2 separate regions of the Mus musculus genome follow, and region 1 is linked to region 2. Evidence: chromatin contacts called from ENCODE Hi-C or POLR2A ChIA-PET data. All regions are on one chromosome and are shown on one strand. Each heading gives the region's core, a stretch centred on a gene start or an enhancer-like site at or near the end of the contact. The rest is flanking DNA. Distances are from core to core; before and after follow the strand shown.

What was found. A loop is a pair of places that touch in the nucleus more often than their neighbours do. ChIA-PET counts read pairs that join two places held with the same protein, here RNA polymerase II (POLR2A).
Region 1: a loop to region 2 is called in a map of T-helper 17 cell, with 3 times the contacts of the local background. The contact joins the promoter of Zfp868 here to the promoter of Atp6v1b2 in region 2. A Hi-C loop is called at or near these places in 1 of 37 maps with a recorded cell type or tissue (T-helper 17 cell). POLR2A ChIA-PET finds 5 or more read pairs at or near these places in 1 of 5 experiments (embryonic stem cell).

The regions. Positions count from the first base shown.
Region 1 is chr8:69,624,298-69,628,657 of GRCm38, reverse strand. Zfp868 (zinc finger protein 868) reads left to right here and starts at 3,110. Exons shown (of 5, transcript NM_172754.2): 1 at 3,110-3,223.
Region 2 is chr8:69,087,240-69,091,615 of GRCm38, reverse strand. Atp6v1b2 (ATPase, H+ transporting, lysosomal V1 subunit B2) reads right to left here and starts at 2,880. Exons shown (of 14, transcript NM_007509.3): 1 at 2,688-2,880. The coding sequence starts at 2,823. It overlaps Slc18a1 (solute carrier family 18 (vesicular monoamine), member 1), which reads left to right and starts at 2,394. Exons shown (of 17, transcript NM_153054.2): 1 at 2,394-2,635.

The DNA.
Region 1 (4,360 bases), core at 1,861-4,360, 540 kb before region 2:
CACTTCATTAGATGCTGAAAAAGCATTTAACAAAATTCAGCATCCCTTCATGTTAAAAGTCTTGGAAAGATCAGGTATTCAAGGCCCATACCTAAACATAATAAAAGCAATATACAGAAAATCACTAGCCAACATCAAACTGAATGGAGAGAAACTTGAAGCAATTTCATTAAGATCAGGGACTAGACAAGGCTGCCCACTCTCTCCCTATCTATTCAACATAGTACTTGAAGTTCTAGCTAGGGCAATTAGACAACAAAAGGAGGTCAAGGGGTACAAATTGGAAACAAAGAAGTCAAAATATCACTGTTTGCAGAAGACATGATCATATACTTAAGTGACCCAAAAAATTCCACCAGAGAACTCCTACAGCTAATAAAGAACTTCAGCAAAGTGACTGGATATAAAATTAACTCAAACAAATCCATGACCTTCTTCTACTCAAAGGATAAACAGGCTGAGGCAGAAATTAGGGAAACAACACCCTTCACTATAAAATATATTGGTGTGACTCTAACTAAGCAAGTGAATGATCTATATGACAAGAACTTCAAGTTTCTGAAGAAAGAAATCGAAGTAGATCTCAGAAGATGGAAAGATCTCCCATGCTCATGGACTGGCAGAATTAATATAGTAAAAATGGCCATCTTGCCGAAAGCAATTTACAGATTCAATGCAATCCCCATCAAAATTCCAACTCAACTCTACCTAGAGTTAGAAAGAACAATTTGCAAATTCATTTGGAATAACAAAAACCCAGAATAGCGAAAATGATTCTCAACAATAAAAAAACTTCTAGGGGAATTACCATCCCCAACCTCAAGCTGTATTACAGAGAAATAGTAGTAAAAACTGCATGGTATTGATACAGAGACAGGCTGGAAGATCAGTGGAATGGAATTGAAGACCCAGAAATGAACCCATACACATATGGTCACTTGATCTTTGACAAAGAAGCTAAAGCCATCCAGTATAAAAAACGAGCATTTTTAACAAATAGTGCTGGCTCAACTGGTGGTTAGCATGTAGAAGAATGCAAATTGACCCATTCTTATCTCCTTATACAAAGCTCAAATCTAGGTGGATCAAGGACCTCCACATAAAACCAGAAACACTGAAACTTATAGAGGAGGAAGTGGGGAAGAGCCTCTAAGATATGGGCACAGGGGGAAAATTCCTGAACAGAACACCAATGGCTTGTGCTGTAAGATCAAGAATTGACAAATGGGACCTCATAAAATTGCAAAGCTTCTGTAAGCAAATGACACTGTCAATAAGGCAAAAAGGCAACCAACAGATTGGGAAAGGATCTTTACCAACCCTACATCTGATAGAGGGCTAATATCCAATATATACAAAGAACTCAAGAAGTTAGACTCCAGAGAACCAAATAACCCTATTAAAAATGGGGTACAGAGCTAAACAAAGAATTCTTAACTGAGAAATACTAAATGGCTGAGAAGCACCTAAAGAAATGTTCAGCATCCTTAGTCATCAGGGAAATGTAAATCGAAAGAACCCTGAGATTCCACCTCATACCAGTCAGAATGGCTAAGATCAAAAACTCAGGTGACAGCAGATGCTGGAGAGGATGTGGAGAAAGAGGAACACTCCTCCATTGTTGGTGGTATTGCAAGCTGGTACAACCACTCTGTAAATCAGTTTGGCAGTTCCTCGAAAATTGGACATAGTATTACCTGAGGACCCAGCTCTACCACTCCTGGGCATATAACTAGAAGATACTCCAACATGTAAGAAGGACACATGCTCCACTATGTTCATAGCAGTCTTTTTTATAAGAGGTAGGAGTTGGAAACAACCCTGATCCCTGATTTGAAGATTTGATCCTTCAAATCTGGAATGGATTCAGGAAATGTGGTACATTTACACAATGGAGTAGTACTCAGCTATTAAAAACGAATTCATGAAATTCTTAGGCAAATGGATAGAACTAGAAAATATCATCCTTAGTGAGGTAACCCAGGTGCAAAAGAAAACACATTTTATACACTCACTGATAAGTGAATACTAGCTCCAAAGCTCCAAATAACCAGGATACAAGTCACAGACTGCATGAAGCTCAGTAAGAAGGAAGAACAAAGTATGGTTGCTTCGGTCCTTCTTAGAAGGAGAACAAAATATTCACAGGAGCAAATATGGAGATAAAGTGTAGAGCAGAGACTACAGGAAAGGGCACTCAGAGTCTGTCCCACCTGGGGATTCATCCCAAATACAGTTACCAAACCCAGACACTACTGTGGATGCCAAGAAGTGCATGCTGAAAGGAGCCTGATATGGCTATCTCCTGAGAGGCCCTGCCAGATTCTTACAAATACAGAGATGGATGTTGGCAGCCAATCATTGGACTGAGCATGGGATTCCCCAATAGAGGAGTTAGAGAAAGGACTGAAGTAGAGGATGGCCTTGTCATGCATCAATGGAAGGAGAGGTCCTTGGTCCTATGAAGGCTCGATAGATGCCCCAGTATAGGGGAATTGATGGCTGGGAGGTGGGAGTGGGTGTGTGGTTGGGTGGAGTAACACCCTCATAGAAACAGGGTGAGGAAGAATGTAATAAGGTGTTTCTTGGAGGGAGGGAAACCGGGAAAGGGGATAACATATGAAATGTAAATAAATATCCAATAAAAAAGAAAAGAAAAAAAATGGCTTTAGGCACATTGACTGAGGCGGACTACGAGTTTGAGGCTCTTGTACACAATAAAGGAAGAGTCTCAACAAAAATATTCTGAAGAAGCTATGGTACAGTGCCCCCTGAACTGTCATCACCAAACACTAGTTTGGTTCTTTCAGCGGACTTGTCCCTAGGTAAGTCAGAGTCACAAAACTGGCCTGACATCGTTAACTATTTTCACTGGTCAGGGTCCTGGAATCATTCAGTAGGGCACACCTAGAGGTACACAAGAGCCATGAACCTATGTTGACACCTGCTGGCCACCGCAACACTAAACAATGGGCTCTAGACTCACAGCCTAAGGAACTGCAAGAGGAGCTACTCCTGTCACTCAGATCACCTAGAGCAGTTCTAACCAATCAGGAGCTACAGACAGGTTGTCCAATCAGAAGCTTCTAGGAGGCGGGGGGGCGGGTTCTTTTCGGCCGCCATGTTAGCTAAAGGTTCTTCACCGAAACTGAGGAAAGCCGTTGTGGGAGCCAGTGCTTGGAGCTGTGTGGGGGAGCGCGGGTGAGCTCGGAGCCTGGCAATGGTGAGCGAGGGCCGCTGTCCCCTGATGGGAGGAGCGGCCGGCTGGGCTGCGGGAGCCGGGGTGGTGGGTCCTCCCTGGGGTTGGGGCAGTGAACGCGGGGACGTCGGGGCTGCGACCTGGGCCTCCGCCTGCGGTCCGTAGGTACTTCCGCCCTGATCCTCTTGGCGTCAGCGCTGAGCGGGAGGTCCCGCCCTGCGGGGGGCGGGGGATGGGCGGAAGCCAGTACGCGGATGACGTCACGATCCGGGCTGGCGGGGACGTCCTGCTTTTGGTGGTGCGCTGAAGGCTGCTTGCTAGACTAAGGCTGTCTAGGTTCTTTGTGCTGTCTTCGAGAAGTTCTGAACTTTGCTTTCCACATGTAAGTGTGGCAACCTCTTTAGGTTAATTTTACGACATTTGTAAAGTCCAGTGAGTTTCTTTGCAAAGATGTTTAAAACCAGCTCTGGGAAAGATGACTTGTCTCCTTGAATTTATTTTGTTCTTCGGTCAGACATCCTTTGATTATATTTTTGTTTTTATTTCTGCTTATGCATTTGTGGGCTTGTTAATTTTTCTTCCCTCAAATAGTGCATTGTTTTGCGTACCGAGGTTCGCCGAGAACTGTTAGTCAGGAAGCATTGTAGTCGATTCTTCTGTATTGTGTTCACCATTCTGGTCCTTTTCTTCATTTCCACACAACCTTTATTTCTTGTTTATTTTAGCATTTTTATTGGAAGTATGTTGAACTACTAGTTTAAACTGAGAACATGAGCATACTATGCTAGAAATAAGATAGACACATTTGTATCTCCCCAAAGTATCAAATATTTTTGAATAACAATAAACTTAAAAGGTTTTGATGGCAGCAATTTGCCAAGTGATTTCACTTACATTTGTAATTAGGACAAGGTTAATGTGGGTTTTATTCTAGTCTTTTTTTTTTAAGATTTATTTATTTTATGTATGTGAGTACACTTTCGCTCTCTTCAGACGCAATGGAAGAGAGCATCTGATCCCATTACAGATGGTTGTGAGCCACCATGTGGTTGCTGGGAATTGAACATAGGACCTCTGGAGGAGCAGTCAATGCTCTTAACCACTGAGCCATCTCTCCAGCCCTTCTTTTAGTTTTAATTGTTAATATTAATTCTCATGTCA
Region 2 (4,376 bases), core at 1,631-4,130:
AGAGCACTAGGCAGTGGTGGTGCACACCTTTGTACCCAGCGCTTGGAAGGCACAGGCAGGCAGATTGAGGCCAGCATGGTCTACAGAGTGAGCTGCAAGACAGCCAGAGCTACACAGAGAAACCTGTCTCAAATCATATTCATTCATATAGATGTATGTGTATATATATATATATACACACACACACATACACGCACATAGATATATGTACATATACAAATACATACACATACACATATATGTGTATGTGTATGTATATGTATATGTAGGGGGGGATGGAGTCTGTGAGCACACATAATCTATCAGATGATTAGTTCTTCCTTCTGCAGGGAAAGAGGTTGTTCAACACTAACACCATTAAGGATTGCGACATTGTTAAAGCAAAAACCATTGCACAATAAACCCTAGCTCTTTAGGCACCACCTTCATAGCAAAACAAATGCTAAGAAAGCCATTCCTTCAATTGTGCAAGACCAGAGAACTAACCTGAACATGCTCTAGAAGTAAAGCAAGGAAAGTCACTTGTGGTTTTTGCTAGGGATCTGCTTTGTGACATAAGAAACTTAAGGTTAGCTTGGCTGGGTCAAGAAAAGTGAACCCAACCAAGCTCATAGTATTTTGCTCTAATAGCTTTGAAGATATTGTTGATCTTCCTTAACGTTTAAAAGGGCAAAGTTTTTTTTTTACCTTGTGATGTCAGAAAGTCAAATGATGTGCTCCAGATTAGTTACTAATTTCCAGCCTGAATATTTTACTTTCCGTTTCTTTTTAACAGCCTGAGTAATTTCTTATATTATGTACATATAATATCTAGAATTTTTAATAATCCTGAAGTTGTTTTAAAACAGGATCTGATTTTCACAGGGCAACTGCCAAAATTACTCCAAAGAGTGTGTATCAATTAATTATAATTATTTTGATAGTATCATCAAACTTTAATAATAAAAAATTGAGTTAATATTTAAATTTGACTAAAAATGTGGCAAAAATAGTAAAAGATGATATTTAAATGCAGTATACCAACTCCCTTTTAAAAACCCTATCCATATTAAAAAAAAAATACACGCTTAACTATTAGGACAAATTGAATTCCAAGTTATAGGATTTACAGAGCACTTCCTAAGTCAGACACTGTGAACTTGGGGATACAAAGATGCAACTTTTAGAGACAGCTTAGTCAGCAGAATCCTCCTATGAACAAACTCTTCAAATATTGGCCAAGCACATGGATATGGTGGAGAAACACTACTCATCCCTGAAGGGCTTAAGACCTTCGCCATGGAGTAGTCGACACTCCCTGAATTGGCTCTGAATGACTTGTTATATGGAAAGAGACTACTATAACCTTGTAACATTTTTCCCTTAGAAGCCACACCAGTGTCTATGTGCTCTGCTCAGAGCAAAGCATACATATCAAATGCAATTCTAGAGATTCTGTAATTCTCAGGTATAAATCTGTCAGTTTTCCCGACGTTTCCTTGGGCTCACATGAACCCCTAACAGGCATTCTCTAATTTTAACAATTATTCTAAAAAAATGCTTAAAAGGCACACCTCAGCAATCCACTCTCCAATGTGTGTGTGTGTGTGTTTTTTTTTTCCCTTCCCCTCGCTGCAGTGTTATCACATGACCCACTGACAGCTCAGGACAGGATTAGTCAGGCTGGAGGGCGCCTAGCTAAAACCCTTCAGCTGAAACGCTTTTAACCAATGAGCCACCCACAGAGCCAAGCTGCCAATTAACCTGTGCAAATGGAACCTTATTTTCAGGAAAACAACAGATACTTAAAAAAGAGGAAAAAAAAAAGTCTTCTTTCAAAGCTCTCTGCCTGGCTTTAAGGGAGCCGTGAAGAGGTTTGATTCTATACAACCGAAAGCTTCAGCCAACAAGAGCCATTTGGGAATGACTGGCTTGTCTAAACATGGCTTATTGAGGTCTTTTATGATCACTACACTTAAGCCTATGAACATAACAGTGGAAAGCAACCTTCCATTTAACTGCGTTTGGTTAGCTGGTCAGTAAACGAATAAACAACAGAAGACCAAGCAAAGGATTAAGAAACTCGATTTTTGGTTCCTCTTTTCCCAATAATTAGATGTCTGAAGCCAGGCATGGCTTCTCCTTTCCAGAACCTTAGGCGTCTCGCCTGTAAAACGAGAGGGTGGGACTGCACGACTAGGGTATTTTTCAGCTCTAAGGTTCTCCGGTATCTAGGTGTCCTCCAGTGAAGCGGTTCCCTACAGAATAAGCCACATCTCCCTCTAGCCGCGGGGCCTGCCCACATCAGCGATGACATTACACCTTCTGCACGGTCCACCTGCCCAGAGGTCCACGGGGCAAAGGGGGACGGAGTAGGCGTTCCCTCGACCCGAAGACATTTAAATGAGGCCAGGAGCAGATGAAGACAGTGACAAGAAGTGGCCCTCAGAGACAGACCAGTGTCTGACAATACCCAGAGAACTCGGAGCGGGTAGGGCAATCATCAGGAGCCCACTTAGCCCATGGGAAGGTTCCAGTCGGTGCTCTCACGCTCGGCCCACCGAAGTCACGGAAAAGCTCACGCAAAGCTGGAGAGGTGCTTGTGAACTGAGCGATGGGGGAAATGAATCCCATTCCCTCCCCGCTGGCTGAACAGGTGAGAGCACAAGCCAAGGGCTTGGTGGACACGCTCACTTTCCCGTACTCACTGAGACGAGGCTGGGATAGGTAGTTCCGGCTCACCGCCAGCGCCTGCTCCCGAGCTCCGGCCATCGGCCCACCGGTGGGCACGGGCAGTTCGGGTGCGGCCCCGTTCACGATTCCCCGCATCGCTCGCAACGCCATCTTGTCTCCTCCGTCCCGACTGGCCCCGCAGCAGCGCGGCGCAGGCGCACATATAGCAGGGAGGCCCGTGCGGCCGGCCCCACCCATGCGCGCTTCGAAGCTGCGGCAGAGGCCCCGCCCTCTCGGCGGCGCCCCGCCCCCAGACTCGTGACTGGAGCTCTGCGGGGGCGGTGCAGGGTGCGCGCGCATGCTAGGCGCATAGGGAGCTGACCAGAGTGCTGGGAGCGCGGATCTGAGGCTGGGAGCGGGAAAAGAGAAGCGAAAGGGGCCAGAGGGCAAAATTGACACAAGAGAGAGGATTCACGAGAAAAAGAAAGATTCATTGGAATGTAGGGAAGGAAGAGATAGGAAAACGTGCATAAGAAAATACAGACAACTGAGGTTCATAATCAAGCTGTGGAAAACACCTTGGAAAGCAGAAGATAGAAAACCTAGTCCCATGATTGGTAACTTTGTGTCGAAATTTATTTCAGTTTATCCTACTACCAAGTTCTTTTTTTTTCGTGGATCTTTTCGAACAGACTTGGCTTTCTTGCATATCCGAAGAGTATATGGTGTGGAAGACCACCTTAGGAACAGATTGGAAAACCAGTTAAGAGGTTAGAACGCACAAAGGGTTCTAGTTTCTTTTCTTTGGCTGTGATAAAATTAGCTAGCGGTTGGCTTGGTGTGATGGCGCAAGCCTTTAAACGCAGCACTCAGGAGGCAGAGGCAGGAAGGTCTGAGTTCCAGGGCAGCCAGAGCTACATAGTGAAACTATGTTTCAAAACAAAAAAAACAAAAAGAAAAACCAGCCTGTGAGAAACGAACAACACAGTAAATTGATTGTTGTTCTCTTTACAATATAAGAACAGAAGAGGAAAACAAGAACTTTGCTATGACGGAGCAACATACTGAAAAACTTCTTTGTGTTAGTTCCCCATAGATTTGTTGATAAATACACAAGAGGATGTCTAGACTGGCCTTCGGTAAGGTTTATAACTTATCAGTTTGGGAAGCATGGATCTTTGCCTCATTCACAAAATTACTATGTTGTTGTTTTGTTTTTAAAGATTTATTTATTTGTATGTATGTGAGCACACTGTTACTGTCTTTAGACACACCAGAAGAGGACTTCGGATCCCATCATGATGGTTGTGAGCCACATGTGGGTTCTGGGATTTGAACTCAGGAAGATCAGCCAGTGCTCTTAACCGCTGAGCCACCTCTCCAGCCCAATTACTATGTTGTTATAAAATTCCCTTTGGGCTATATATGTGAGGTATGTATGGAATATAAATGAGTTTTATCTATAGACTTACAGCCTATATACAAGACATATTATGTAAATATTTCACAATTAAAAAAAAAAGAAATTTGAGAGGCTGGAGAAATGGCTCAGTGGTTAAGAGCACTGACTGCTCTTCCAGAGGTCCTGAGTTCAGTTCCCAGCAACCACATGGTGGCTCACTGATGATAAGTTATAAACCTTACTGAAAGCCAGTCTAATGGGGTCAGATGCACTCTTCTGGTGTGTCTGAAGACAGCTACAGTGTACTCATATACATAAAATA